6 separate regions of the Mus musculus genome follow, and all the other regions are linked to region 1. Evidence: chromatin loops called from intact Hi-C (ENCODE). Cell type or tissue: heart. All regions are shown on one strand.

What was found. Hi-C counts contacts between places; a loop is a spot of excess contacts. Peaks named below come from ENCODE experiments on the same cell type or tissue, not always from the same donor. Only the 100,000 strongest peaks of a DNase experiment are listed, where the experiment ranks them.
Region 2: it touches region 1 in a loop (2.6-fold over the local background); 19 of 42 quality-filtered maps call a loop at or near these places.
Region 3: a loop joins it to region 1, with 2.7 times the contacts of the local background. A loop is called at or near these places in 5 of 42 quality-filtered maps.
Region 4: it touches region 1 in a loop (2.5-fold over the local background); 10 of 42 quality-filtered maps call a loop at or near these places.
Region 5: it touches region 1 in a loop (2.9-fold over the local background); 17 of 42 quality-filtered maps call a loop at or near these places.
Region 6: a loop joins it to region 1, with 4 times the contacts of the local background. A loop is called at or near these places in 8 of 42 quality-filtered maps.

The regions. Positions count from the first base shown.
Region 1 is chr3:60,599,365-60,604,364 of GRCm38, forward strand. Mbnl1 (muscleblind like splicing factor 1) reads left to right here. Exons shown (of 10, transcript NM_020007.4): 4 at 4,330-4,530. Among named protein-coding and RNA genes, the nearest start is that of Mbnl1, 100 kb to the left of the region's middle. In heart, a CTCF peak has its summit at 2,511; a DNase peak (open chromatin) is centred at 2,517; H3K27ac peaks cover 1,064 bases.
Region 2 is chr3:60,514,412-60,519,411 of GRCm38, forward strand. The region is part of intron 1 of Mbnl1 (muscleblind like splicing factor 1); the gene reads left to right. Among named protein-coding and RNA genes, the nearest start is that of Mbnl1, 16 kb to the left of the region's middle. In heart, a CTCF peak has its summit at 2,062; DNase peaks (open chromatin) are centred at 1,180 and 2,050; H3K27ac peaks cover 1,338 bases.
Region 3 is chr3:60,462,489-60,467,488 of GRCm38, forward strand. No RefSeq gene overlaps it. Among named protein-coding and RNA genes, the nearest start is that of Mbnl1, 36 kb to the right of the region's middle. In heart, no CTCF peak of the experiment used is centred here; no DNase peak of the experiment used is centred here.
Region 4 is chr3:60,406,471-60,411,470 of GRCm38, forward strand. No RefSeq gene overlaps it. Among named protein-coding and RNA genes, the nearest start is that of Mbnl1, 92 kb to the right of the region's middle. In heart, no CTCF peak of the experiment used is centred here; a DNase peak (open chromatin) is centred at 2,241; H3K4me3 peaks cover 814 bases; H3K27ac peaks cover 1,201 bases.
Region 5 is chr3:60,502,322-60,507,321 of GRCm38, forward strand. All of the region lies in intron 1 of Mbnl1 (muscleblind like splicing factor 1), which reads left to right. Among named protein-coding and RNA genes, the nearest start is that of Mbnl1, 3.6 kb to the left of the region's middle. In heart, CTCF peaks have their summits at 1,195 and 2,525; no DNase peak of the experiment used is centred here; H3K4me3 peaks cover 1,613 bases; H3K27ac peaks cover 1,627 bases.
Region 6 is chr3:59,868,491-59,873,490 of GRCm38, forward strand. It overlaps Aadacl2fm3 (AADACL2 family member 3), which reads left to right. Exons shown (of 5, transcript NM_001243003.1): 4 at 351-522. Among named protein-coding and RNA genes, the nearest start is that of Aadacl2fm3, 9.9 kb to the left of the region's middle. In heart, a CTCF peak has its summit at 2,448 (motif pointing right); no DNase peak of the experiment used is centred here.

The DNA.
Region 1 (5,000 bases):
GAGGCCTTAGATTCAGTTCAAGTCTCAAGAGTGGCTTTGTCACCTTGACGTTGGCAGTCTTTCATATTCCCAGGGTTCTTTGGCAGTAGGTGAAGAAGGCTTTGAAGTTATTATTTGTCCGACTCCCAGACTACCTAGAACTTGCCAGTACTTTCTGTGCTTTCTTGTCTTGTTACCCACCTCATGACGTTATGGCCAGTTCATTCTATAGAGTCCCCAGAAAACTATTTCTACATCAGCCACAGTGACTTGTCATCTGTTTTGCCATGCATCAGTCAGTCTGACTTTTCAGGTTTGTGATCAGTCCCTGAACTGTAAGAATAGACCTGTGCTCATTTATACTGAGAAGGTCTTAAATGAGACTTCACTATTTAAATGTTTGTTTCAATAAAACTGGGTCAAAGGATACAGTGAATCAGGGTAAAGAATGAATTCCTTCCCCTTCCCATTCACAAGCTATGAGTAGAGTCCACAGCAGCCAAATGCTTCATTCTTAGACAAAATTGAATATGGGTTTATTCATAATACCTGTTAGCTCTGAGTGCTGTTCTAAACAGTAATTCACTAAAACTAGTTCTGTATCTGTTTACAACATGGTGCTTGCCTAGAAACAGTTGCCCATACTTGGGATGTCCTACGGATTTAAAAGAGCTTGGCATTTCACTGTTTACAAGTTTGACTGAAGCATACATGTATATACATATGCAAACATTCTACTAAGCATGCATGTGTACACATGCACATTCTACCAAGCACACACATGTGCACAGTTTACTAAGCATACATATGTACACATACTACTGAACATATATATACATGTGCACATTCTAAGTGTATGTCTCTCTCTATATATGCACATTCTATTAAATATACATGTGTACATATGTGCACATTCAACTAAGCATACACATGTATACATGCACATATTCTGCTGAACATACACATGTATACATACTCACATTCTATGAAGCATATATACGAACACATGCACACACCCTAGGAAAAACTGACTTATAAAATTTCTGTTCCATAAATTTCTAAATGATAAGTTTTGGATCATTATATATGACCCTTCTTTTTTTTATAAAAACATACTATTTTCAGCATTTTAAAATAAACAGCCTTGTGATATTTGCAGTGTTCAGAATAATAGTTATAATACTTAAGATGTAATGTTAATATAAAAATTAGAAAAAATAAACTTTGAAATATTCATTATAAAGTAACAGCTAAATTCTGAGGTGGAAAAAGGATATATAATTAAATCTACCATCTAGATATCTGTGCTAGAAAATATATAAAGCATTTGCTACTCTTGCTGGCAAAGAAAAATCAGCTAGCAAATCTGCAGTGAATATGTTATGCAGTAACTGCAGAGGTGGTTACAGTGCCATGTGCCGGGAAGTAGGAGCAGAGGAAACAAGAATGGCTTCAGGGTCAGTGCTACATGCAATGCGGGTGAGCTTTATGAGACAGAGTGTAGTGGTGTGGTTCCCTGGGAAGCGTCGAGAAGTTCTGTTTCCTGAAGCGTACCTAGGAGTCAGACAGGTAGGCTGAGGGCAGGCAATGTGGACAGAAACTCATAAATACTCATAAAAAGAGAACCACTAAGAAACCACTTAGAAACCTTCTGTCCAATCGGAAAGAAATCTATTTCCTTAAATACATGGAAATGGAATCACCCTGAAGCTTTCAAAAATACTGCCGCCTAGATACCTTTCCTGGGAATTCAGACAAGGAGGGGTCGAACTATAACATGATAAAACTCCTCTAGGGAATTTTAAATTCACATTTGGTGATTATGTGAGAAACAGACTTCCAACCAGACTAGAAGCAGACTCAAATGTGCCCAATCCAGGACCTTCCGTTGATTCATTTATAGTGGTAGACATGTAACATTCGTGAGCATCTTCTTTAGAAAATAAACATAATAATCCCCAACAAAGTGGCAGCTCATTCACTGAATGCCTACTGTAACCAGGCATTGCTTTGTATGGTGGGAACCTAGAAGGGAACTAAGAGATATCTTCTACTCTCCTGACATCCCCCCTCCCAAAGAGGCCAAAGAAAGGAAAGTCTTATAGTAAAAAAATTAAACATAACATAAGTAAAGCACTTATCACAGTGTGGGCTGCCCGGGATAGGGAATTACTAGTAATAATCATGTTTGTGTAGTTAACTAGGATGGTAATGTGAAATTGAATAATATTTTCAGTTATAATGAAGCCTAATAACTGTAATGTAAGCAGAATGCTTCATTTAAAGCAAACAAGTGATAAATAAACTGCCCCAGAATTAGCAACTGGAAAATGTCCTTGGAAAGGTAATGCTAAACCAACCTTCATTGGAACAAAGATATCTATAAGTCACTGCTGCAAGGATGCACTCAGTATCAAATATACCAGCTACATAGTTAGACATTATTCAATCCCTACTTCAGAGAAACGAAGACTTCAAATACCAATGCAGCCATTCCTATCTTTGAGATCTTACGAGCCCTCTGCAGGTCAGCTCCGGTAATGCAGGAGTGGCCATGGTCACTGGCTTTCCTACATTAGGATCCACTCTGAGCTGTAACCCACCCCTAACACAGTGTTCATAATTGGTGACAGCTACATTCTATCCATATGTAGGTTTTCACTGTATTTAACTTGGTGAGATTTAACGAGGCTGATTTTATTGGTGTGCTGTCATTATTGTGTCAAGTCAGGGAAAAATTTCTTCATCCTGAATGTCTTTATGAAGGCATTTGCCTTAAGTAATTCCTATAGTATACAGTGACATAAACATTTCAGTAGCTTGCTATAGTAAGTATCAAGTGGGCTTTCTTGGAACTCATTTTAATTTACAGCTATGAATGCAAAGAGAAAGGATATTAATTAGCTTTCAATCTTTTAGGACTCTGCTAAATTTATAACAATTCTTCTATGTGGTCTGAGATTCCATACCCTGTATCTGACTGTGTGCAACAGAACACACATTTGCCTAGAATGTTCTTGGACAGAAGTTTAATGCATGATCACCATGCAGGACTGACCCTGTCATGGTGCTGCCCTGGCCTCTAGCACACAAAGGGAAAGCCTGAAGTTAGCTGCTGTTCAGGGTTTTGTGGAGAGACAAATGCCACTGGACCCAGTTTTACACATGGATCCTTCTTCATAATACACATGGAATTTTTGTATTTCCTGAGGGCAGCTGCTTCGCATTGGAATAGGCTTGAGGTTTGAAATGGAAAGACTTATTCTAGGCTACTTCATTAGTCAAGGGCCACAGACCTGTCAGAGTAATTAAACATGGTGTTCAAAGCACATGCTTGGAGGACTAGCTATGTTAGGGTGAATGTATCAGTGTGAGCTATGCTATGTTATAAATTTTTCCCAGTGAATCAATGTATACATTAAATAGTCTATCGTTCATATTGTTCTTAGTACAGATGTGTACACAATGCAGAGCTGTCATGTAGGATGGATGCTCAACCATGGTATAGTCCTTTGGGACCTTATGCTCTCATATTAAAGAATGCCATTTACACATAGTAGATCCCTGGCTTCTCTCCATTGAATGCAGTAGCATCACCCCAGTGTGTCCTGCCCGCTGACAGCCCATCCCATGTTTTTTAATAATTCTGTGGCATTTCCTGGGAAATGTTCTGTCAGGCTTCACATTCCAGACATTTTCTGGAGAAGGTTAATTTCCATTGCTGAGTGCCCCACAAGTATGGGATGGGCTTGTAGAACACTGAACCTTTCTTCTGAGAAACCGACATCAAGTGACCAGGCCAAATGCTATCTCTTCTGTGCTCAAAAGACAGTGTAATCATCACCTCTCACAGCCCACAGATTTGGTCAATGTGCTGGCTGTGGGGCTCTGTGATCCCCTGGGACATCTGTGTCTGCTCAGATGATAGGCACTTATATCCTGTTAACACTTGAGAACAGACCTTTCCACTATATCTGACAGCAGTTACACAGTGTGTTTCTCAGACACATTTCTAGGATTGAGTCACAAAGGTGGAGACTGGGTGAGCACAAACAAGTGTCTGTACTAAGATATTTAAGACGTTAAACCACAAGTATTCTAGATGCCAATCTTCGAACCCCCTCTGGAGATATGAATGCATATTCTGCCTGCTAGATTTGGAGAAAAACAATGACTTAGCAAATATCAGTATACTGAAATCTTCTTAGACTAAATTAAAGACAGAATTAAATAGAAGTTAAGGAAGAAAGAATGAATGATAGATGAAGAATAAATGATAACTCTGTAAGTAGAGTATCAATTTGGAATGGAGACTTGCCATTAAGTTTTGCTTTTTGTTTCAATTTGCAGCCAATGTTTTCAGTTGCACCAAGCTTAGCCACCAGTGCATCAGCAGCCTTTAACCCTTACCTGGGGCCTGTTTCCCCAAGCCTGGTTCCAGCAGAGATCTTGCCGACTGCACCAATGTTGGTCACGGGGAATCCTGGAGTTCCAGTGCCAGCAGCTGCCGCAGCTGCTGCACAGAAGTTAATGCGGACAGACAGACTGGAGGTAGGATAAAGAGTTGAACCTTCATAGTTTCCATTACAGTTCTTCAAGTGTTTGTAGCCAGAGTGACTTTAAACTGAATGAACATGTCTTGGTTCAGTGTTTGTGCAAGTTTGCTAGAATATGGTTATGCTGTTTTGGTTAATGCAACAATTACAAAATCAGTCAGCATCTATGTCTAGGTTCCTCAGGGAGGGCTTGGAACTGGGATCAGCGTGTCTGTTTCTCCACTTTGTCTTAGTATCCTTAAAATCTTGCACATGATGCTAATGCTCAAACCTCAAAGAGTTAGAAAAAATGTTTGGCCCAGAACAGTTGCTTCTTGAATGTTTCTTGTAGTCATCAACACAATATAATGATTATTGGAGTGAACAAATAAATGACTGAAGTCCAGAGGATCTCATAAACAGGAACACATTGGCTGCTGTGCACGAACTATTACAAAACTCTCTGCAGATGTTGTCATAACCTCT
Region 2 (5,000 bases), 85 kb before region 1:
ATTCTTCTGTAATTACTAGAGATATCTGAATAATATTTTTACTTCCCTCCCCAGTTTCCTTCATCTCCATGAGTGTGGGGTGCATACACAGTTTTGTGTTACACCCATATGTCCCTGTATATTCTATAAAGGATGACAAAGTATCCGAGGAACTGAAGCTAAAATGGAACAGGATGAATGTGTCAAAGGGATTGGTTCTCCCATTAATGGGTTAGTTTACAGATTTGTATTGAAATGTTAAGTCATTTTGCACGTTTGTATTACTAATGAAAATTTATAACAATATTGAACATTATCTCCTCTAAATAGAAGGAAATAGAAATACACTAATATATGTGTGCATATGTAAATATCTAACTGTGCTCTCAGGAAAGATTGACATCAAACAGTTGATAGCTCCTGTTATTCAGAACCTTCCTAGCATGCCTTAGTGACTTAAATTCCACTTCCATTTTCTTCCACTTACATTAATTTTAACCGATTTACTTATATTTTCATTACTGATAATAGTATTAATATTTCCCTTTATGTATCAACAATTTCAAAGATAACTGCAGAGCTGTATCTTTATAGATAACGATGCTTAGGTTTGAAAATTCCACACTAATACAGTGTTTAGCAAGGGAAATAAACAGCAGTGTTCCTGTTTAAAATATCAGAGAAAAAGGAAATAAATTAAGCATGCAGCTGTTGCTGTGTGTACTGACATTGGCCCCTCTGTTCTTGAAATTGTACTGTACCTTGAATGCATTATAGTCAACATGGATACTAAATATATTGTAAAATATAGAAATTTTAAGAATTTGATAGTGGCCATTATAGCAATACTGACACTTAGTAGGTATATTAAATATTTCTAATGTTTTCAGTAATTTCAAAATTATAATTTATAGGTTGAAATTAAAATTTATTTAAAGTGTGTGATGATGAGAGATTTACTATATGTGCCTAAAAGAATATATTTATTTTCATGTAAAGAAAAATGAGATTTTATGCTTAGAATCACTACCTGACAATTAACCAAGAGGAACAGCTTCATAAAATTATGTAGAAAGAGAAAATCCAACTTTGAGTGGCAGCAACATCTCATGAGTTTAAAAGGTCAGGCTGGTGCAGGAGGTGCCAGCTTTGCCACTCAATGTCATGCAGAACTCTGTGACAGCCAGGCTGATACAGCTGAAAATATCTGCAGCCTTGGAAGCTTTGTAAGTTTCAGAAGGTCATTTTGGCATCAGAGTAGCAGTGCTGATTCACAGGGAAGGTCAAACTAGATAGCTGGGTGAACACATAGATTGCTGAACCCAGGGACTGTAGAGTTCAGAGCAATTGCCAATTTCAGTAACTGGGTATTGTGCTCTAATTGGTTATGACTCTCATTGAAATATTTATAGAGTAATGAGATTTACTTAATTGATGACTTTTAAATTCTCTTAACTTTTAAAAGTTTGTTATTCACCTCCAGTTTTATAAACAGGTCAGAGTTTGCTTTAGTTTTATTTATATATGATGCACTTCATCAAAACAAAAGCAATTTTAAAAATCGCGTTGGCTTACTACAGTAAAGTGTGCATCAAACACAACTGTAAAAGAACAACTGGTTAGAAGGGAAGATATGACTAGAGCAGTTGAGATGAAACCAAGCATTAAATTTATCTCCACTCTGCTGCAACTAAAGCAAGATTTCTAGGAAGTTAAGACAAGAATCCGACTTATTTAATAAGATTTTTTTTCCTACCCTGTGCTGTGTTTTACTTTTAACCCTTAGATACTCAGTGGGATGACGCAGCTGCTCAGCCCTTGGGGGTTGGATGTTGGGAAGGATGAATTCTCAGCACTCAGGAAGCACACGCCGAGTTCTTGGGCACTGACCCATTCGGACTTGATCCCAGCCCAGAGCTGGGGCCAACCCCATTGCTTGTAGTGGCTCCATAGAGTCCAGTCTGTGGTCTTCATGGTCCGGGATTCCCAGGCCCGACTTTGTTGGCTGCCCTTTGTCTTGTTGCCTTTTCTGTGCCTGATGAAACAGTCCTTCTTCCTGTGCCAGTGCTGCCGCCCAGTGACAGAGCACCTGACTAGCACGTGCACGGATGTGGGTTCAGTCCCAGGCACTGAATCTAAAAACAAACCCCAACAAAACAAAACAGCAACACCAAGCTCCCCCTGCCCCCCAAACCCCCAAACCAAAACTGTTCTTCCACTTCAACCCTAGATCTGTTGCCCACGTCGAAGTCTCCTCTGACCTCTTTAACTCCTCAGCCTGCTGTGTACTTCTCACCTTTGATAATAGTTGTTAGTTATGTCCTTGAATGAGCAGCAGATCCCTCCAGGGCTAGATCTCCGTTTTCCCTGAGCTCATCTCAAGGGTGATCGGAAGACATTAAGCAGTGCACATGATGATCCCATCTCTGCGTTTTGTTTTGTCTTGTTTGTTTTTTGTTTTGTTTTGTTTTTTTTTTTTTTTGGTTTATTCATTCAATATGGTCACTGTGAGTTGAATGTGTTGTTGTTTTTGTTTTTTGGTTTTTTTTTTGGGGGGGGGGCGGGAAGGAACTTAGTAAGAGAAAGAAGGAGGACAGGAGGACTATGTGGCAAAGTTAGCAGAATAGCTCCGGAGCTCCTGCAGGGTTTTTCCAAGGAGATATTTGGGACTTGAGAACCAGAGTTTTTAATTTTTGTGTTTGTTTTGACTTTCTGTTTTTATTTTATAGACCAATTTGCTGTTTATCTTTTTTTTTTTTTTCTAAGAATTAGTGTAGTGTGGATTTAGAAAAGGTCAAGTATGCCTTTCAAACACTGCTTTCTCCCTGGTCTACTTTCTTACGGTTTTCTCAGCTGTTAAAATTAATGTGATATGGCTGATTTAAACCATTCCATCTTCTCGGCTGCTCTGTAAACTGTTTTAGTGGCTCACTTAGATCAGTACTCTGTGTCTCCTCACTCGCGATGGTCCTAGCAGGCTCTCTGCTTTGTCCCTGGGTATGCTCTCTGCTCACAGGGGTTAAATTTCTCAGATGAGAGCCCTGAAGGGCCAGCAGGCTCCAGGTGTTGAGTGTTAAATATCAATGTTATACTCAAAGAGCTCTTCTCAGGGGTCAGCCTCACCATCAGCTACTGGGTAACTAGAACTCTGCTCTGCTCAAAAGAGTAAACAGTACAGTAGAGGAAGAGCTGATGGCTATGGTGCTGTCAGTATTCTTATTCTGTGTGAGGATGGGCATCTGGTTTCTGCTGTATGGATAGGGAAGGTGAGCTCTGCAAGAGATCTCTCCCTTCTCACCTCCCTCCCTCCTTCCCTTCCTCCCCCTGCAGCAACTGGAAACTTCCAAGCAAACAGCCAGTGATGCAGTAATGGGCCCTTCAGGGTACCTAACTGCACTCAACACTCACCTCCGGTCTTTTGCTTTTCTATCACTATCACTTCTAAGTTTGCTAGGAAATTGTCAGTGTGTGTTTTAACAAAATCTTACACTGGAAAACACAGGACCCGAGTTTGAGTTCATGTTCTTCCATTTGGTTACCTAAGGAGACTTCAGTGAGTCAGTCACTTAGCTATGCACATGTCAACTGGTTGTTCACAAATGAGTAAGATAATAAATTTAGCTATCTCTTATATGTATGGAAAACAAGCAATACATCATGAAAATAAAATAAAAATACCAGTATAAAATATTATTTGATAATATAGAACATGGTGTATTTTATTTTGATTGATGGAAATAAAGTTCTTATGAAAAGAAGTTTAAAGGATTATGTTTTCTTTAACAAGAACCTAAGCATTTCTCTTATATATATATATATATATATATATATTTGTTTAGTCATTTATTGGACAGTCACATGATAGGAAAATAGAACAAGTTCAGGCATTGTTATCAGACTATTGTTTTAATCTGCCCCGTGTTGTCATCTAGTTAGGACTTTGAAAAACAGGTTAAGGTTTCTTCTTGCCTACTTTCTTGGAGGGAATTATTGGACAAGACTGAAGCATAAGTGTTTGGAGACATAATGAATTGTATTATTTAGTATCCAGTGTGTTTAGTAATGTGAAGGTTTACCTTAGAATAGTTACAGTTTAAAGTGCACTAGCTTTCTGAAGCAGATGATAGAATATAGCCAAAGACATGTCACAAAGTCTTTAAACAACTCTCTCCTCTCAGAGTATATATATATCCTAAGATTTGAGGAAATGACCAAGTAGAAACACAGTAAGCAGTGACTGAAAGTAGCCTTTCAGATTTTGGGTTTTTTTTTTTTTTGTTGTTGTTGTTTGTTTTGTTTTGTTTTGTTTTTGGTAATTGCATTTGCAGAAATTTTAAGTGAGAAAGAATAGCATGGAGATGGTAAACCTGTAGGGTTTTAGTCTCCTGCCTCAGCACACATATATGTCCCAGAAATACATTCTTTTAATAGTGATGCCTAACTGACTGAGTCAGGTAGCCCAAGTTCTTTCTGATCCATCCATATCCCAGAGAAGTAAGTGTTGGAATTAATAAACCATTGGCAGTGATTTGAGTTTGTTGTTAAATATGGTTGTGTTCTGATTTGCCACGGGAAGGTGGTCATTGGTTTTTAAGAGCGTATGATGCTGGTGGAAATTCATGGAGCTTTAATCACTGTCTCATTAACAGGGTGTAGTCCGCTTTTCATGTTTCTTCATGTGTTACAGCTTTTCCAGAATGCACAGAACCTTATGTGCAATTAAAGTAATTAGGGAAGAGCAGTTTTTCCTCTTTAGCAAAGGGATCAGATTTCAAACTGCCCTGCTAATTTGGTTAATATGTACTTCTTTTAGAAAGTACCAAATTCTGATAAATTCTTTGATTTTTATCTCCTTTGATTTCTATCCTGACAACAGCATAAAATCTCATTATCAAAACAAGAATAGGAGAAGTAGAAATGCCCATATTCTGGTACCTAATCATCCCAAGTCTTAACATTTCTCTTCCAATACTTAGGCATATGAATTATTTTATTTAGTAACTGAAAGTGTGAGTCAACAG
Region 3 (5,000 bases), 140 kb before region 1:
CTGATCCCTAGTCTGCAGTACGTACTACTTACTGTGTTGTGTATATTATTTGTTATGCATACATATGAGGGTTTTTGTCGTTGTTTTACTATAGAAATAGCAAACCTCTCTTCATCCAGCTGGCAGGAGGGGAATATTTTACTTACTATCTAAAAATCTGCTCAGTTATTTGAAATGCCTTTATGGAAAAAAGTGGTTCTTAGCAAAGAAGTGGGGAAGAAAAATTTGAATTTTTTAAAGTATAATTCATTTCCTAAAGCAATTCTAGGACTTAGAATTTATATATGCATTTGATTAAAATTTAACAAAATTTCCAGAATAAAAAATATTACATTCTTAAAATATTTTATATTTACAAAAATAAAAAATGAAGTGTCAATCAGAAAATTTAATTTAAAGACATTTAAGTATACCAAATTAAAAATTGAAAGCTATTTTAATGTATAATATTTATATTATATATGTTATAAGACTAAAAGGGATATTATTTGCATTTTTAATTTAATGGTCCTATTATACAAACATAATTTTTGATATCCTACAATGATGAGGATCCAGGTTGGGTCAGCAATTTTTGGATGAATAATTAATATATTTACATATAACATACCAGTGATAGGAATGTTCCAAGTCTTGACATGGACAAAAGAAAGAAGGTATTGAGAGACCCCTACTCAGCATGAGATTGCCCAGCTGGGGTGTAGCTCAGTGATATGGTGGGTGCAACATGCAGCATGTCAGAAAGAAAACAATAGAGGATGTAAGATGAGATTCCTGGTTACCCTTCTCTAAATGCGTGAGCTTTGTTGCCCATAAAAACCTTAAGTGTACAACAGGAGTCTAGGGAATGACATCATTGCTAACCCGAGTAAGGAACCCAAACCTTTAAGGATGCTGTAGCTCCTAGCATCCTTTCACTGGAACAAAATTTGTCCTGCATCTTTTCCCAGCTGATTCCTGTTATACTCTAGAAATGACAGTGCAGAATAATGCTGCCTGATGCTACTGGGCAACTGAAATGAGGCTGGTGTGACTGAATATTGAAGTTTTCATTGGGTATCATTTTAAGTGGTTTAAATTTATATTTAAAGGTGGAAATAACATGATTTTGTGTATTTCTACCTATTATTACATTTTTATATTATTGTTAAATATCATTACACTGTTAGACTATTAGCTTAAATAAAATACTTTGTTGTTATTCGTGTCACCTGTTTATTTAAAGTTCATTTTCAAATCTTCTTTCTCTTCCTGGTTCTCCTGTTGCCATGGCTCCTCAGAGTTTCCTAATAGAAGAGCATGGATTTCTAGTACTGTATCTTTCTTGTTGGCATGAATCATACAATTGTTGTTGAACCAGTCAAAGGTTTCACAAAGGGAAAGTATTTAATCCATTTGCAGACAGTAATCACATGTTTTCAGCAATGCTAAGAAGTTCTAGAAGCACCATCCCTTAGCACATATCCAGCAAGGACTTGCTTCTCCGAGAAATATCTCAGAGATTCTGCAAGGAACAAGCAGTAATGGGCTTGAACGGTGCAGATGCCCATAGCTAACACACTGGGAGTTCTTTCTTTCCGTCACCTTATGTTTTCTTGGGGTGTGGAACGAAACTAGAGCCTGTTTGCTAAGCATGGATGCAATCCTGAGTTCTGCGTTCATGTTTGGATTTCTTCTGTTGTTTTCAGAGGATGCTCTAAGCCCTTTCCATTGCATCGTACATAGGTACTCTTGCTTATATCTGCAGTACTCGTTTGCCAATACTTTTCCCAGTCTGTGAGTTGATATGACCAAAATAGCATGCTTCATATCACATGGTGAATATTACACCTTTTCTCTGACTGCATATACTTTTCACCTTAATCGTCCCTTCCAAATATCCACATACTCTTACTTATTTATTTACTTAGTTAAGTGATTGTTTCCCACTTACTTAGCGTACCTCCCTAACCTTGCACCTTTGCATTTCCGCGAAACTGTATACTTTCTGATGTGTTAAGTTAAACTGCAATTTGATTGCATCCCAATGTAACTATTCACCCTGAATGAGGTCTCCTTGAAGTAGTGCTCTTAAAAGTAACAAGTTCAGGTATTCAGAGAAGGAACCTAGAGTTATTGGCATGAGTAGTCCACAAGGCTTGACAGAGCACTTGGAAGGTTGCCTGGGTAGACAGTCAGTCCCATCTCAACCATGAACATCAAGAAAGTTCCGTGCTGTGGGAACCTAGACAGAGTCATAGTAAGGAATAGAAACAAACCGGGGACTGGTGGACAAATCTAATCACTTTTGAATATATTCACTAGCAGAAATATGAAGATACAGGTACTCAAAATTCAACTGCACCCAATGCTCATGTTTCTAATGGTCAATGTCAGCCAGAAGGAAGAGAATAAGGCATCCTGGCAAGGAATGGAGAGTCAGCATCTGGCCCAAAGAACAGGATGGTAAAGGGCACAAAGACTATTCATGGATTTTATACCCATTGATTTGATTTTTATTACTCCTTACAAAATTGCACATAAAAATAAAGTAGACGAATGACTATAAATCTTTAATATTACTTCAAACAGATTTAATTTTTTAAAATCTTTATTATAATAAAAAATTTAAAAACAAGTTGACAAAGTAGAATAGAATTTTGTCCAATTTTATGTCTTAAATTAGTTTTGGACAATGCTTGCAGCATAAGTATCAGGTTACATCTTCTCTCTGCTCTCTATTTCTGGTAGCTTCCCAGTCCTTTGAGCATCTCACTGTACTAAACTTCTGATTTACAGTATATAAATAAAATAGGAGGTCAGAGATGATTGAGAATATCAGGCCAAGCCTTCCTTTTCGAGGCATTCACTTAATAAAAGCAAAGGAAATATATAAACGTTAAAATGTTAAAGCATTTCCTTAGCAAGTTCAAATTAAAATCTGTGAACCAGAGGAACACACCTCACCACTTAGCTGTGCAGATAGCATCCAAAACAGTGCTGCCTTGGAACTTTTAGAATCCCATGTAATTGCACTTAGGAAAGAACTAGTGGTTACAACTGAGAGTATCTTTTACTTTAACTGAAATCTCCTTACAAGGAAATATGCACAGTCATTTGATAAATTTTCGTAAATGTATATGTGTATTGTGTGTTGTGTGTGTGTGTGTGTGTGTGTGTGTGTGTGTATTTGGGTTTGCTTGTGTGGACATACGGTTACACATCCCTACGTGTGCAAAGCATGCTTCTAAAATCACAAAGTTGATGCATGGTGTCTTTCTTGATAGCCCTCCACCTTATATGCTGAGGCTGAGTTTCTCTGAACCCAGAGCTCATCTTTTGCACAGGTCTAGCCATCTACTTCCTTAGATAATTCCCTCTCTCCACCTGAGAAAGACTAGGACTCCAGGCAGATCCCACACCAGCTTCACTTTTATGAGGTTTCTGATGATCCAAACTGCTGTCCTCACGCGTGTGGGATAAGTGCATTGTCCACCGACTCATCACTCCAGCTCCTTGATGCTCTTAGGTCATATGAATAGACCTGGCCTGAAATATGGAGACGATTTGCTTGTACATGATGATATATGTGGGATTAGGCCTAGGTCTAAACTCACAGTTCCTATACATCTCATGGATCCCTTATACACACATCCCTTATACATACATCCTGAAGACAATTTCAAACAATATTTTGACTATGCTCTATCATATGAAGAGTAGAATTTTTCACTCTTAACACTATGTCAGTCCTCAGGTAAGTTTCTGGTTTTTAAGCATTCCAGAGTTTAGATTCTTGTAAAGAGACTCCTGACTTGCAGCAGAGAAGAGAGGGGAATGGAAGGTGAGAAGAAATAGCAGAGGAAGAGAGATTTGTGATAGTAAATAAGGATTGAAATTATGAAGACAAAGAATCTGTGACCCTCTTCCAAACTATATGACTTACAATTTCTTAGAAAGGTACTTTGAACATCCTAAACATGAATAATGACAATTGTAATTTTATTGTTTTTCTTTATCAAAATGTCCTTTTAAATTGAAATAATGCCCAATTTTAATCTAAAATCAGGTATTTTCCTAGATTGAGCTTATTAACCTCAATTATTTTAGTGCACTAAAAGATGCATAAGAGCCATGCATATTATAAAGTAACAGACAGACAGAGATTTGTGTGTGTATGTGTGTGTGTGTGTGTATGTTGTGTGAATATGTATACACACACATGTGCTTTTCAAGAATATGTTGCTTGGCAAATAGATGAAATTAAAATATTTCATATATTTATTTTGTTTATTTAAATTATGATGAATGTGTGTGTGTGTGTGTGTGTGTGTGTGTGTGTGTGTATGCATGCACTTGTAGGTATATATACATAAATTTAGATGTTTGCAGACCCTGGAGGTGCCAGATCCAGGTTATCCAACACAGGTGCTGAGAATTAAATCTGGGTCTTCTATAAGAGCTCTTTACAATAAGTCACATCTCTAACCGTCTTGTTAAATATTGATTTATTTATTGCAAATTTAATCCAAATGCTATCAATAGCTCAGCAGTAATAAGTTACACAGGGGTTTAACTGTGATTCCCTAAAATCACCATGGTTCTTTAGAGAAGTAACTAACTTTAGATCTCAGGAAGAAAATATACAAAGTTGGTTCAAGTATCTTGCCCCAGAGAGCAGGGATAATTTCAAAGGATATAAGGGTTATCTCACAAGGCTCCAATTGTAATGAAGAAACCTTTAAAATGATGCAGAAATGATAATAGCAGCACCAGAACGAATGAGTACAACACAGTAATATGGAATGACTTCTTAACCCTTCCAGTTGATAAAGATCAGACAAACATCCAAGATACAAATGAGTGAGATCAGCAAATGAGCAGTCTATGAAATGGTAGCTGTGTGTATGCAGCATATGCAGTGAAGTTGGCTGTGAACATAAAAAATAAAAATATGATCTACTTCTATTTGGATTAGGAAGGTAAACTGAAAATTTCTAAGACATCTCTTCTTGACCCAA
Region 4 (5,000 bases), 190 kb before region 1:
AGTGGAAAACTCAGCATAGTGGATATGTTTGATTTCATAGTGGGGGTCGCAAAAAGTACAAAGAAAGAAACAAACCACAGGTGGAAGAAAGGAGGAGGGCTATCTGGCCCTAAGAATGAAAGTATAACCTGCCATCTACGGGATGCTTGTGCCATAGATAAAAGTCCTGGGAGAAAGCGGCTGAGTGCATCAGGTCCCCAAGGCTGCAGTTACAGAAAAGGAAAGCAGTATTTATTGCTAGCCAACTGTGGGCCGTGGTCTAGTCTATCAGTGCTTTAAATGCATTTCTCATTTGTCCTCACTATTGCCTATAAAACAGCATTGTGTAGCCTTTTATGATGAGGATCTGAGCTAGCCATTGTGACATATCTGGTAAGTGTGGCAGTTAGGAATTAAAGAGGCCACTCTTACTCCAATGTCCATTTTGCTCCCTGATATGTATGTGGGCTTTCTTCTGCTGAAAAACTGAGAACAATAAAATGTGTTTAAATTAATCCTGTACCTAGTTCTAATTTCTGTCTATATAAAAAAAAACAAAACAAAACAAAACAAAACACAAAACAAAAACAAGAAAAACCCTTTCAAAACTAAACCCTTTCACTCCCTTGTCTTAAGAGTCCATAATATAAGCATTATCATGGTAAACATCTAAAATTCAAACTGTATCTTGTTATTTCCTTAGATTTCTCTGGAGAAAGCAAAGACACGTGAAGAGTGTTACTTGCTAATCTCTTTCCTTTGTTTCTCGGCTTCCCCTTAGAAAACAAGTTTTCGGTAAGCTACATGGTCTGAAAACACACAGCTTCATCACGGTTCACAAATCCAATTGTTACGTTTTTCTGTGAAATTAGTTTTAATATTCATAATTACTTACACAGATTGCTGATTATAAAAAAAGTGTAGCCACTTATTTGGAAAAGAAAAATAAGAAAATAAATCTCCAAATCCTATAAGTCATGTAATATATATATATATATATATGTGTGTGTGTGTGTGTGTGTGTGTGTGTGTGTGTGTGTGTGTGTGACTTGTATGCTTAAAAATGTTTTCTAAATGTTTGTTTCACTTCAAGTCATATGATGTAATTTTTCCTTTGCCATTAGAAAATAGCAACATAGCAGTCAACGGTTACACAATATTTCATCATACACCTATGCCTCCTTCTTTTACGTGTTTATAATCCCCCTAGGGAAAGAACCACATGCATCTATTTCAGTTGCCATTACTAGAAAAACAGGACTAATGAGAGAAGACCTGATTGCAAAACAGATACTTCTCAACCTAGAAACTGGGGAAAGGCACAGCCAGTGTATAGCTGAGGGCTTTCAGTGGGGGAATCACTTAAAGTGGCCAAACTGTGATCTGCTCTGACACAGAGACTGGATTCAGTTACATGCTGTTGATTGCTACTATAGAAATATTCAATGACAATGACATGCCATTTTATCTTTATAGAAATAGCACTCACTTTCTCTCTTCCTCTCTCTTCTTAGATATTTTTACAGGTATGAGTTTTTTGCTTTCAGTGTGTGCACCATGTGAATACAGTGCCTACTATGGACATCAGAAGAGGACATCAGATCACCTGACACTGGAGTTACAGAGCCATTTGTGAACTGGCACGTGGATGTTAGCAACCAATCCCAGGTCCTAGGCAAGAGCAACAAGTGTTCTTAACCAATGAACCATCCCTTCAACCCAGAAACCATTTTCTAGAAATATTTTAAGCCAATTTAGGAATAAAAGAAACTTTCATGTCTTTATATTTCTATGATAAAGGAGGTATTTTTTTTCAGGAGGAAAATATTGCTTCTGATCTAAAGTGGAATACACATTGACAGAAGCTTTCCTTACCATTGAAAGTAAACATATTTAACTATATTTTATTGCTTCATGAAACAAATCTCTCTCTCAAGTCTCTACTCACAGGCAGCTCATGATTGCAGTCATATTTGCTTTTTGTGAACTTCACTCACCTAACCAGCAAACAGAAGCTCTTGTCATCCCTGAAACTGTCTATTTCTGTGTTAAAGAACATTACTTATGTAACGTCTGAAGAAAGGTAACCAGAAAGGTAACGTGATAATCCTGTAAATGAACACAGCATTGGCTGATTGCCCTTGTCCCTCCCCTTCAGTGGATCTTTGGATGTATGATCAGAGCAGGAACAGAGAGGTCCCAGCTGACCCCTCCTGATCCAGTTCTAAGTGGCACGACTCTGCTCTCCGTGCTTATCTTAAAGATCACTTTGTTGTCTTCATGAAAAGTCCACACACATGTCTGAGGCCATAGTGCTCTGCTTTGTTGATAGAATGTCTGGCATGAGCCACAGACGTCTTGGAGCAGCAACTGTTTTTAGTGGCAAGCTACCAGGACTCTAGAAAAAAAAAAAAAAAAAAAAAAACCTTTGCATTTTTCCAAGCAGCGGCTGCATGCCTTCCAAGCCTCTGTTCATGTCTGCCTTTAGAAGAAGCTGAAAGTACCTCTCTCAGTGACAAAAAGAAAATAACTTCTCTTTTCTGCTTCAAAATTATTTGATATAAATAAGATGTGTCGACTGCCTCTACTTTCGTTTTCACTCCACCCGACTCAGTCCTTCCTGTCTCTGCCAAACTAGGAGACTTTCCCTGGGTGTTCTTAAAAGGTCATCTCATTTCAGAAGAAAAACAAAAGAAATAGGGATAAAGCACACTTCTTTTTTCTTTCCTATTTTCAAGTAACTTTGTGAGAAAGAACCAAAATATGTATAGACCTGATTGCAAATTCCCTGCAGTTAAAATATAAGCTACTTAACACTAACTGTAATGTTGCCTGCCTCACAAATGCCTTCTCTGCTGTCCAGGACCTTGAAGAAAGCCATAAAAGGGAAGGAATATAATTTTGTTTGTTGGCACTTACTGAAAAGCTAAAATAGAATAGTAACAGCAATCCCTTTTGCCAGCTCCCCACCAAAGAAGTTGTGAGATCACAAGTTACAGGGGCAGTGCAGGGCCCATGTTCTCAGCTGTGTTCCAGAGCAGCTGACAGGATCAGTTCACCAATATCAATCTAAAGCAACACAGAGCACTTGAGGATATCTAAGATGATTTACAGAATGCACAGCTGTATACATGGATGTAGTGCATTTTTAAAATGTAGCTTTAATTGGAAACATGATAGTCCTTTTTCACTTCTTGGTAAGAAATGGGATTTTTTTATGTTAATTATCAAGTATGGAAATACCAGATTTGTAATCATGCATTTTGTTTTCTGGTTAATGAACTACAAAGACAATATATAATTTATAATTTATTTTTAAAAACTCCAAAATCTTTAAGAAAAGTTGAGATGCTCAGACACTGGCTAAATCATGACAATAATAAATGACTGTTATCCTGCAAAGTTATTGCTCTTTGTAAATGGGACTCACTGAGTGTCTGGAGAGCAGTTTAGTCCTTCGAAGCCCAGTAGTTTATATAGTGAGACTGTACATATGTTTTAAGTTTCTTATATTTCCAATTAGGTAAATTATTTAGAGTTTTGACCCAAGTAAGAAAAGTTGAAAAAGAATACCACTGTGTCCAAACTATAAAAATTAGTAATGGCTATGGGAAGTTTTAGTTTGTGTAGTAATGCATACTTCAGCTCACATGAAAAGAAGCATGTGGGCTACTGCAGACATCATTACATAGGTGTGGGTTTTCAAGTATGACTATGAAAACTTTGAGGGATCATCTTAATTTCTTTTTAAATTATAATGTTCAGTCTACATTGTGGCCAAGAGAACATAACTGGAATATGAATCAAATTATGTCTGTGTTTTTGTTAATAAAAAGAAAATTAAGCCATTCTAAAATTACTTTCCAAATCTGCCTGAAGAGGATTTTTTTATTATTATTTAAACTCAAATATAAAAGATCTTGTCAAAATATGCATGCAGAATTTCTTTCTTTGGAAGAAACCTGCTTCCTTTGAGAACAATGTCTACGGTCAAGGTTCCAATCTCCAAATATCTTTAATGTAGAAAGATTGATTTTAAAGAACCCTCATTGGGTAGCTTAACCGGTATGTTGTTCACCTTTCCCCAGTGCCCTCCCACATTCAAGTCCATCTTGCCTCATACATTGGGTCCTTTTCAGACTGTCTAGGGGAGCTACCAATGGCCATAGCAACGCAAATGTTATGTAAATTCCATATTTCATGGGTTGCATGTTAATTAAAGGTACACAATGCAATGTTGTGAAGTGATCACCTTTGGTGTCTTCTAATTCTGAGCTGCTTATTTGTTTGCAGACTAGATTTAAGCCAGTGCTTCTCAATGGTTGTAACCATGTTGTGGGTTGTGTATCGGATATCCTGCATATCAGATATTTACATTCCAACAGTAGCAACACTTATGAAGGAGCAACAAAACAGCTTTATAGTTCCACGACATGAGGAACTGTATTAAAGGGTCACGGCATTAGGAAGGTTGAGAACCACTGGTTTAGGCACCATTGCCTAAATTTATATGCAACACTATAGGCAAATGTAATTCCTTTAGACTCAGCAGAATCAAATATGTTTTTTTTTAATTCATGAAGGAGATTCCTTAGCCTGCTGATTTCCCTGTGATACTGGATTGGGTGCCTAATGTGAATCCTAGTAAATTATAAAAGGAAGTACATGGCTGCTTTATAGATTTGGTGATTTCTCCTGCACATTCTTTGATGTCTTATAGAGCTCTAGGCAGGGATACTTACTTCCTGGTGTCTTCAAACGCTTAAAAAGGTAGAAACTCTTGTTTACATTACTTGTTAACATCTTCTCTCTTTAGGCATTCTTACTCTATCTTACTTTTCATGAAAGTGTTTTCCTCTACATTTTTCTCTAGATCTCTAGATTTCTCTATCTTCCCCAACTTAATTTATGTCTTTGGATTTCTATAATGATGACTATCTGTTGATTCTCTCTGCTGTCTTCTGAGCCTAAGAGTGACTGAGTAGTGGAGGAGGAAATAAGAGATTTTAGGTAGGAGTTAT
Region 5 (5,000 bases), 97 kb before region 1:
TGCTAAGATGGGTTTATGTGCGGTATGCATCCCCAGGATTAAAAACAAAGTTAGAAGCAGCCTGGAAGGTTATTGCCACTGTTTTAGGTTTCTGTGTCCACCAGCACAGGCACAGACCATAGCAAGTGATTAATAAAGTCTGCAACACTCTGAGCTATTTCACAAACAAATTAATTCAAGGAGAGGGAAGTCATAATTACGGCCTTTGGATACGCAGGTCTTCTGCAGCATGCTTTGAAATAGTACACTAGTGGGCATGTTAGACCTCCTTCCTGGGTTTCAACACAGTGTTCATACAAGGAACTTACTTAGGCCATAACTTTCCAAACCAGGCTGTCTCTGTCTATGGCTTTACAATGTTGGTGTTGTTACCTGGTCCTATTTGTAAGATAAAATTCTGATCCCCAAAGATAAGTTGAAGTGAAAGTTCAAGGACTGCAGAATCCTTGAACAATTTAGTTCAGGAGGCAGATGTGTTAACTATGTAGTTGGTAGCCTGAAGACAATGAGTTATTTCACAGCGGGAGAAAGCACGTGGCTGTCACTTCCATCTTTGCCTCCTTAAAAGTTGGTGACAGCTAAACTAGCTTTCAAGAAAGCCATCATGTTCCAGTTTCTTGTATTTGTACAGGGTTACACTTTTTTCCCCAAGATCTAGACATAGTTTTTTATGTTTCTATGTTTAATGCAGAGTTTCCTCAGTGAGAACTACTTAGTTGAAGGTTGTGTTCATAGAACAGGTTGGCTTCAGCCCCAGGAAACCAGTTCATTTGTTTTAAAATTGCACCACCACTGAAGACATCATACATCATAGACACATTTTATTATTGGGAGAGACTTAGACAGACCTCACATAAGCTTCATTTAATATTTTTTCTCCTGTAACTGAGAGCAAATGTGAGCATCAGATCCACATCTAGTAGTATTCGGGCACATGCCAAAAGAGAAAGCAAAGTGTTACATGGTTTGGGATACGGCTGCTTGTGTGTGTGCTTCCCCATCCGAGGCAGACTCCAAGTGGAATTCATTACATTTTGGTTCTAACATTCTGTTCTTGCTCAGGGCATAGAATTCCTGTGAAATGAAACACTTGGTTCTTTTCAGAGCAAGAAGAGATTATCTCAAGGTTTCTCCTTGGGGGTGGAGGAGGCGGGTAGAAACATGCAGTGATGGCTTTCCTTGAGGAAGAGGGCGCCATTCTTATATAATAGTTCCGACTTTTATTGTAAGTAAGAAATTTTTACATATTGTCCCCCTCCTCCCCCATCGATGTCACCATCGTTAGTCTTGTATTTGATTTGTTTATGGAGACAAAAAGGTCTTCTGGCTTTCTCCTTGTCGTTAGGTAGGTGTTCAGAGTAGAGAACATCTCAGATCTTGCTTGGAGTAAGCCCAAATGAATAGGCAGTTAAGGATTTTGTTGTTGTTGATGCTGCTGCTGCTGTTGTTTTGTTGTTGTTGTTGTTTTGGTTTGGTTTTTTTTTCCTCTAAAGGGCATTAGAGAAGCACTGTATATGATGGTCAGGACAGTAGAAGAAATGAACAAAATAAGTTCAATAAGTGTTTGATTCTGTTTAGGGTCCTAACAGGATGCATTGGAAGGTTTTAAAGGGGCTGGATTTCTAGATCAAAAACTCCATTTTCCAGGAAGTTGGGAAAGTGCTGCAAGGTACAGGAGCTACTAGCCACACATGCTGCTAGTACTGAGATGTTTTCTGTAAAATGCATGCTGGCTTGTAAAAATGTGTACAAAGAAAGTAAGATACTCGATTATATTATATTATACTTATGTTAACTGTTTTAGAGATAATGTATTGAGTATTGGTTTTGATAGAGCATTTTATTATATTTATTTCCCATTTCCTTTTCTGTTTACTTTTCCTCCCGAACAACTAGAAAACTTGATATAACAAATATGGCTTATGTTCTGTGAGGCAGCACTGTTTTGAAATAAAGCAGGAAAGCAGTATTTTGAGAAAAAGCTTAAATTAGAGTTCGCTAGTCAAAATACACCAAAAGCGATTTTTATTTTTACAAGGTAAAGGCGCTTATTATACACAGAAACTAAATTGCTTGTCTTTCTCATCCATTGTAACCAAAATTTGGGCAGGAATACTACCATACGTCTATTTTTATTTCTTCCAAACTACTATTTAGCTTAGAGAGTTAATGATGAGGTGGTGCTAACAAAGAGAGACTTATAATTAGGGGGGTGAGCTTCACACCTCGCAGAGGCCAGAATAGGCATGATTGCTACCCCGAGATGTTTAGAAACACTGTACTTATCATTGTCCTGGAGTTACCAAACAGAAGCAAGGCAGTGACATTTATTTTAAAATAGTGTTCGGTAAACAGCAATTATCTTCAGGTGCCTAATATGTACTTTCTTTTGTTATGACAGACCTTCCTTAAAAAATAAAGACACCAAACAAAGCCAAACAGCTTACAGGAATGAACGATTTTCACCTGTAAAGAGTGGGCATTGCTTTGCCTGTAAGGAGAGAGGAAGTTCCACTTCTGTCCTGAAGTTATGGGCTCCGAGGCATTCCTGTGCCTTGACACACAGTATTTATTCTTGAGAAAGCATCTGCCTGTAAACAGAGCACAATGGCATTGTCCGGGCACATTCCTTTCAGATATTTTCATAACTGAAGTACACTTTGCCTTGCAAAGTGAGTGTTAGGCCAAAAAATTGTGGGGTTTTTTTTTTTTTTAGCCATGCAAAGTTATGTTTGCTCATATTTTCCTGAAGGATATCAAAGGCATACATGTTATTATTTTTCTTCCCCTCCTTCTTTCCCCTCTCCCTCCCTCGCCTCTCCCCTCCCCGCCCCCTTGCCCATGGTGGAGCCATATCTTAAATGGAGCCTCAGGGAGAATTCATCCTAATTTGGTGCATGGCTACTCTGTGGAAACAGGCATATTTCATATTACTGTAAACAACTGTGGTGGGAAGAGAGGAGGGGGAGGATTCCTGCTAATTTGTGTTCATGTCTGATGAGTCATGAAGCCTGTTAGGCAAGGGATGGAGAATTCATTAATTGAAAAGCAGCTCCTTGGAAAGGATTAATTGACATATACCATATTTATAGACATTTTTTGTTTTAAGAATTGAGATAGGGAAACTGATGAATAATAGTGTTTTCATATTTATATTTTTATGTAAACACTGCGATATTCTTGGGAGAAATAAAAGTCCTAGCATATCCATGGTTATGTTTTGATACATATTATTAAATTTAAAAAAAAACATAGCAGACTGTTATCTCTGTTTTCTATGACACAGTGTTAGAAAGTTGTTTGTCACATGTGCCTGTGAGATGCAACAGTCTTTGAGAGACTTTTTAAAATGTAGACTGTTTAGGGTTCTGTTTTGTACTTTCCCCACTTTTCAAAGGTTCTCTCTCTAGATTTCTGTGATTATTCTTTGTTAAGCAGTACAGGACACATCATCTGAAGACTACAGGAAGCCATAATATCATCAAATATATATTTCAAAAAAGGGAAGATATAATTTTGAAATGATACAGTGGTATTTCATGAAAGTTAAAATGATACAGAAGGGTTCCTGTTTGCTTGGTACAGAGCATTACATCTCAGCAGATGCTAATCCATTGCTTGAGTAAGCTGGTATCCCCAGCTTGGTATAGAACTTTGCATAAGACAATGAAAAGTCCTGATGCAGCTCTGACTGAGTGCATCTCCAGATAAATAAGTAACAGGAAGCGCAAAGTGTTCTTTTAGTTTCCCAGCTTTACCATAGTTTACCCTTTGCAGCATTCATTGCATCCATCCAGTAATGTTTCTTTCTGTTTATATGTAACATTTACACAGAGGATTTTGCTATATATATTGTATAATATTTTTCCCGAATGACCTAAGCTAGAATATTGGCAGGATTGTTTATTAACATCAGTAGACACTGAAACAGGACAGCTTCTGCAGTATAGTTGCAAATGTCAGGAAAACCAAAATGGCAGCTGTGGTAATAAAGGATTTAGAGAATTTGTACCAGAGAAAAGCTAGATTGAGAATTAGGAGACATTTCTACCTAGGTTTTGATGATAGCTTTATAATATACCACAGACATTCCATGTTCAGCATACCAAATGAGAAGGGATTTTGTTAGGGAAAATGAAACTTAAGATACAGAATAAGCAGGCAAGGAGAAGTGCATATGGGTAACAAGGTTTACATAAACAGTTACAATCTCTAAGGTTTCTGGACTCAAATGAAGGAAATAAGAAGGTCAAAGAGTATCTGATGATTTTGAACTCAGGTGAGAGTAATATTTTGTAGACTAAAAAACAGCAACATCGTTGCCATTTTAAGAAGCAGTCTGGGAAGGCTTGGTGAAGTCTGATTTCTCTTAGGACTCTAGTATTGGCATCTGTTCACAGTTAAAAAAAATGAGAGACAAGGAAACAATTTAAAAGACTTTTACAGAAGTTACAGGTTAGTGCATAGCATAAGCATGAACTGTATTGAAGTCTAAGAATGCCAAAGCAAGGCGCAAAGCAGTAATACACAGACTGTAAACATTATCATCCAAGATATTTTCTAAGCTTGACTTAATGCTAGAATTTTCAGACTATTTACAACTGTGCATTTTCACCTTCTATCCAACAGTCATGCCTTAGTATTGTTGAGGATAGTAAAACTGAGACGTCAGCATCTTGTCTGACCATAGAAGAATGCTGTCTGCCCAGTAGTTCCTTACTCTCAGTAGTAGACCGACAGCAGAGAGGTGGTCAAGCGAATCAGCAGCTGGACCTACATGCTGTTGGAAGGTTGGTGGGAAGCGCAGTGTTGGCTATACTCAGCTTGCTCATCTTCTTCAAAAGGCCTACTCACTGTTTTTTGTTTACTAAATTTTTACTTAAAAGCTAAGTTTGAAAGAATGTAAAAACTCCTTAGAAATACCATATCCAAGTTTATTTTGAAAATTCTCTTCTTTAATACACTATAGGCAGAATAATAAAGATCTCTCTGGCTATGAT
Region 6 (5,000 bases), 730 kb before region 1:
AGATTTTCTAATTTTAAATTCCTTGAATTATCTAATCAATGATCATGAGTTGCTTTTGAATCCCCGTCTCTATTGAGGGCCTGGTGAAGCTTACAGATTTTCTGAGGGCAAAGATGCATCCATTCTCACTCTTCTCCCAATAGAAACGATATCACAAACCCTTTAAACCAGAATCTACTTCTTGTTTTAAAATTGAAACTTTTAGTAAGCCCAGGTTTAGTTGGTGGAATTAAACGTTCAAAGTGGGCTAATTAAAAAAAATCTGGGAAAATTGAGATATAATTGAAAACATAACCATAACCATAATTTCTCCACTGGCTTTGTTTGTGTATGTGTTTGTACCTTTAAAGCTACAGGCTCGCTCCTCAGCATCTATTTCCAGCTGCCCTTGAAGATTGCATTTTTGTGATCAAGTTCTTTCTTCAGGATAAAGTTCTTGCAAAATATGGAGTGGATCCCACTCGCATCTGTATTTCAGGAGACAGTTCTGGGGGCACCTTGGCAGCAACAGTGACTCAACTGGTATGTTATATATATTATACCTGATAGAAACCAGCCCAGTTAGCCCTGAAATGAAAGAAATCGTCTGGATGCTATGATTCTATTATTTTTAAACTATAACTTATACAATGTAAAATAATCCAGTAAATTTGTTGTTTTGCATGATTTTAGCTTTAGTTTTGGTTTTAAGTAAGTAATAATAAATAAGGATTTAATAATCCTTCTCTTTCTCCCATCTATCTCTATCTGTCTGTCTGTCTATCTCTATCTCTGTACGTACGTGTGTGTGTGTGTGTGTGTGTGTGTGTATGTGCATGTTTACTGAGCATTGAATCCAATGTCCAATGTTGTGTGCTTGCTAGACAAAAGGTCTTCCATGAAACTATGTAATATCCTCCTTTTAAACTCTTCTCAAGTTAGCCTACCAAGTTTAAAAATATTCCAAGGACTATGAACTACCATTTAATATAAGCTTTACTGTTAATATTTTAATGGTCAATTGTAATATTTCTTGTGATGTTGGTATCACTGTACTTGATGTGTATTAATTGATTTCTTGTCTCTGTAACTAGAAAAGATGACAAGAAGCAGCTAAAAGAGAAATGAGTTATGGTGTGACAAGATACACTACATCATGGTAGAAAAGCCATGGAAGTGGGAGGGGGGTTATCTCTGGATGGAGCAGGAGGGTGGAGCTGTTTGCTTACATTTCTCCAAGACACACAGAAAGAATCATGAAGCAGAGGACATGTATAAATGGTGTCCAGTGGCTTGTTCCTCCTGGCTCACTTCATAGTCTCACCCATAGGCTAATCTAACAGAGGAATTTTCTTTCATGTTCCCTCCTGTCACATAAATCTAGCTTTTGTCATGTTTTCAAACAAAATAAAACAAAACCAGCCAGAACAATTGAGTTTTTGTCACTTCGACACAGAAACAGATCATCATTCAACTCTAGCCTTTCCTCTCTTATTTATTCCTAATATTTTACATTAATGTTGCGATACCAATATTCAACACATTCCAACTTTAAAGTCCCACGATCTTTGCAAATCCCAAGACTTTGACAGCTCAGTCACTATAAGTTATTCAAAGTCTATCTACAACTCCAAAGTCTATTACTGTGGGATCCTGCAAAATGATAAATTAATTAAATAATTTTGTATTCCAAGAAGGAAGAATCAGTATTGATTGTTCCAAGTAACCAAAAAATTTCACTCTAGTGGTTCTTAATTCAAAATATCACATAAATGGCCATGATAGAGTCTTTAAGAGATTTTCAAATTTCTGGACAAATGCTGCTTACTGGCTTGACCCTCATGGCTTGCTCTGTCAGTTTCATCTAGTACACCCCACCTACAAGCTGTGTTGTCCACAATGGGATGTGCACTCCTACAGCAATCACTAGTTACGAAAATATGCCACAGTTTTGCCTCAGGCCAATCATATAGAGACATTTTCCAAGTAGCTTTATGTTCTTAGATATCTCTAGTTTGTGCTGATTTGACAAAAACTAATCAGGACACACATCAAGTATAGTTTGAGCTGCCCATATATTCTTGGATATTTCGGTTTCGCTTAAGGCGAAGTCACCTGGAGCCACATCCTTAAAGTAAACAGACTCCTCCTTTCCCAGCATACATAAAAAAAATCAATAGCTTCTTTGAGAGAGTGAGACTTTGAGAAGTCAAATTTAATGATGTTTAAGGATTGACACTTATTATTTGCTAAGTAAATTTAATGATCTTCATAGACACTAGAAATCTAAGCATGTGTGTATTTCAGTTCATATTTACAGGAAGGGCATAACCACATTTATAATGATCTTACATCTCTTTGTATTTTAACTTTTTTCTTCTAAAGTTTTACTTAACTTTATCATGTGTTACATGTATGAGTGCTTTTGCCTGCATGAATGTTTACATCCCATGTGCATGCAACGCTCACAGACACCAGAAGATGGCAATGTATTCCGCAGAAAGTGATGCTATTGACAGTTTTGAGCCACCATGTAGGTACTGGGATTCAAACTTGGATTGTCTACAAATTCAGTAAGTGCTCTTAACTGCTGGCACATTTCTACAGCTTGACAACATTTCTGTCATTAAAAGCAAATTATAATATGTTTTTACTGGAAAATAAAAGAGTATATGATTTTAGAACTTCCAAGAGCTATTAATAGCATTTGCTAATTAGTTCTGCAGAATATTTTTCTTTTTAATTCATAATTCTATTGGTTGACCAAAGATACTGAGCTGAATCTGAGCTGAATCTTTAGAACACCTGTCGTCAATGATGATTTTCCTCTTCAATTTTCTTCTGTTTCTTTTATTGAGAAAAATTAAAGAGTTCCTGTTTTAGAAATATGATAAAATCCTATCTTAAGCTATATTATATTCTTAAACTATGCATATCTTTATAGAGTCTTGTCTGTGCCATTTCTAAAATTCCTAGGATATTATAGTGTTACAATATAGACTTTGATATTCACCTTCTTTATCGAGAAAGCGTCTCTCAATCAAATTCAGATTTCACCAGTTTGGCTGTTCTTGCTAGCCAACTTACTTTAATGATGCCAGCTCTGCTTTCCCAGGCTGCAATAGCACACTACAGGCCCACATGTCACATAAATGGGTTCTGGAGAACCAAACTCTGGTTCTAATGCATTGTGAAGCAAGAACTTTAACAGCTAACACACGTTCCTCACAGCAGTCATTTAAATACCAATGAGAGTACTCTATCATTTATGCAGAATCACTGGCATTGTGTGTCTTGTGCTTAGATATGTATTTTATACCTAGCAGAGGAGTGGAAGTGAGCACAGATTATGTCACTAGTACAACTATGATACTATCTCCATTACAGGATGAATGTGCACATCCCATCAGCATCTATACTTCCTGCTTATTGCAAATTAACAAAGGATAGGTAGTAACAGCACTATGGCTCACCCAGTTTCTCACATTCTTTAGTTGCCCTGTAAATGGTTAAAATGGGAAATTACATAAGGAAGAAAGAATGTGAAGGGGTTCATTTGTTGCTTCTTCTTCATTGGTAGCAAGTTCTAATTTCAGGAGAAGCTGAGGCTATTACATCTTCAGGATCTTCAGTTTTTTAGCATCTAACATTCGGATCTGGAACATGGGCTCAGAATTCTGGTGAATTTAAAAGGGCCGAGAAATAAAACAAAGTCTGAGATGGATAGAATTAAATATGCTATTGTAATGAAATAGCTATTGTGGGATTTACATGCCAGCATCAGTGAAACACACATGTCAGCTCCTGCGTTCATCTACATGATTCACTGTCCTATTAAGTTCAATGGCATAGAACTGCATGTAAAAGAAATTATTAAGAATTTTAAATTATAGCTGCCGAGCTTTTAAACAAACACGATGTCCTTTTGGAAACAGGGCTTTTGACACGTCCTTGGCTGCACTTTCACACATGATCTCTAATGTACCACCACTAAAAAATGTTGTTACACTATTCTAAACCATGCTATTGAAAACCAATATAAAATGTTAGAGATTACATACACAAAAGGAGTCATATATTTGGAGCAGATCAAGGAGGCATATAAGAGATGGTTCAATAGAGGAAAAGGAAGATAGAAATCATATAATTATATTATAAATTCAAAAATAAAAGAAGTAATTAAAATGTGCCACTTTACTGAGGAAGAGTATTACATTTTTTAAGTTAATCCTCTAGCTTACTAGGCTCATATGTCTTAATTATAATTTTTCATGAAGTTTCAGAATGAGGAGTCATGTTGTTGAATGTGACATTATTTTTGTGTCCTGAATTAAAAAGGAAGTATTAATTAAACAATTTCATGTTTGTCCACATAGCAAGGGTAGAATTACATGTTATCACATTTCATTTATCTTTTGACCTTTGCAAACTAGTTTGAGTCATTTTGTAAATGAATAATATTCTCACCTTACTTATATTCTTTTAGTCAGTTTGTATATAGGATAAGAAATACATGCTGGTGCATGATCATTTTCAAGCAGGCACATTCATTCTTGGATGATGTTTTCATGAGGCTCAATATGAGAGTATTTTCCTTCCCTGAAGGCTCAACTTTCTTCCATGGGCTTGTGCAGCATTTATTCACACTGCCTATATTAATTACAAGACATACTTGTTAAGTAGCTGCTACCTGCTTTTAAATACTGTCTGTATGACTGCAATGACTGTATGCTGCAATTGCTGTCTGTATGACTGCAATCTGTCATTTTTTAAGAGTATAGAAAGCTCAAAATAGTATTAGTTGATCATCCTTGCATGCATAATCTGAAAGGGGCAGGAGTGGGCACTCAATCCCCTGGCTGGAGTTACAGACATTTGTGAGCCACCATGTGAGTACTAGCAATGGAAATCAGGACCTCTAGAAGAATAGCCAGTGCTATTGACTGGGCTATTTCTCCAGCTCCAAAACTGCATATATTTTTAGGACACATGGTAAAGTTTGACACATGGTCTTTAATGCA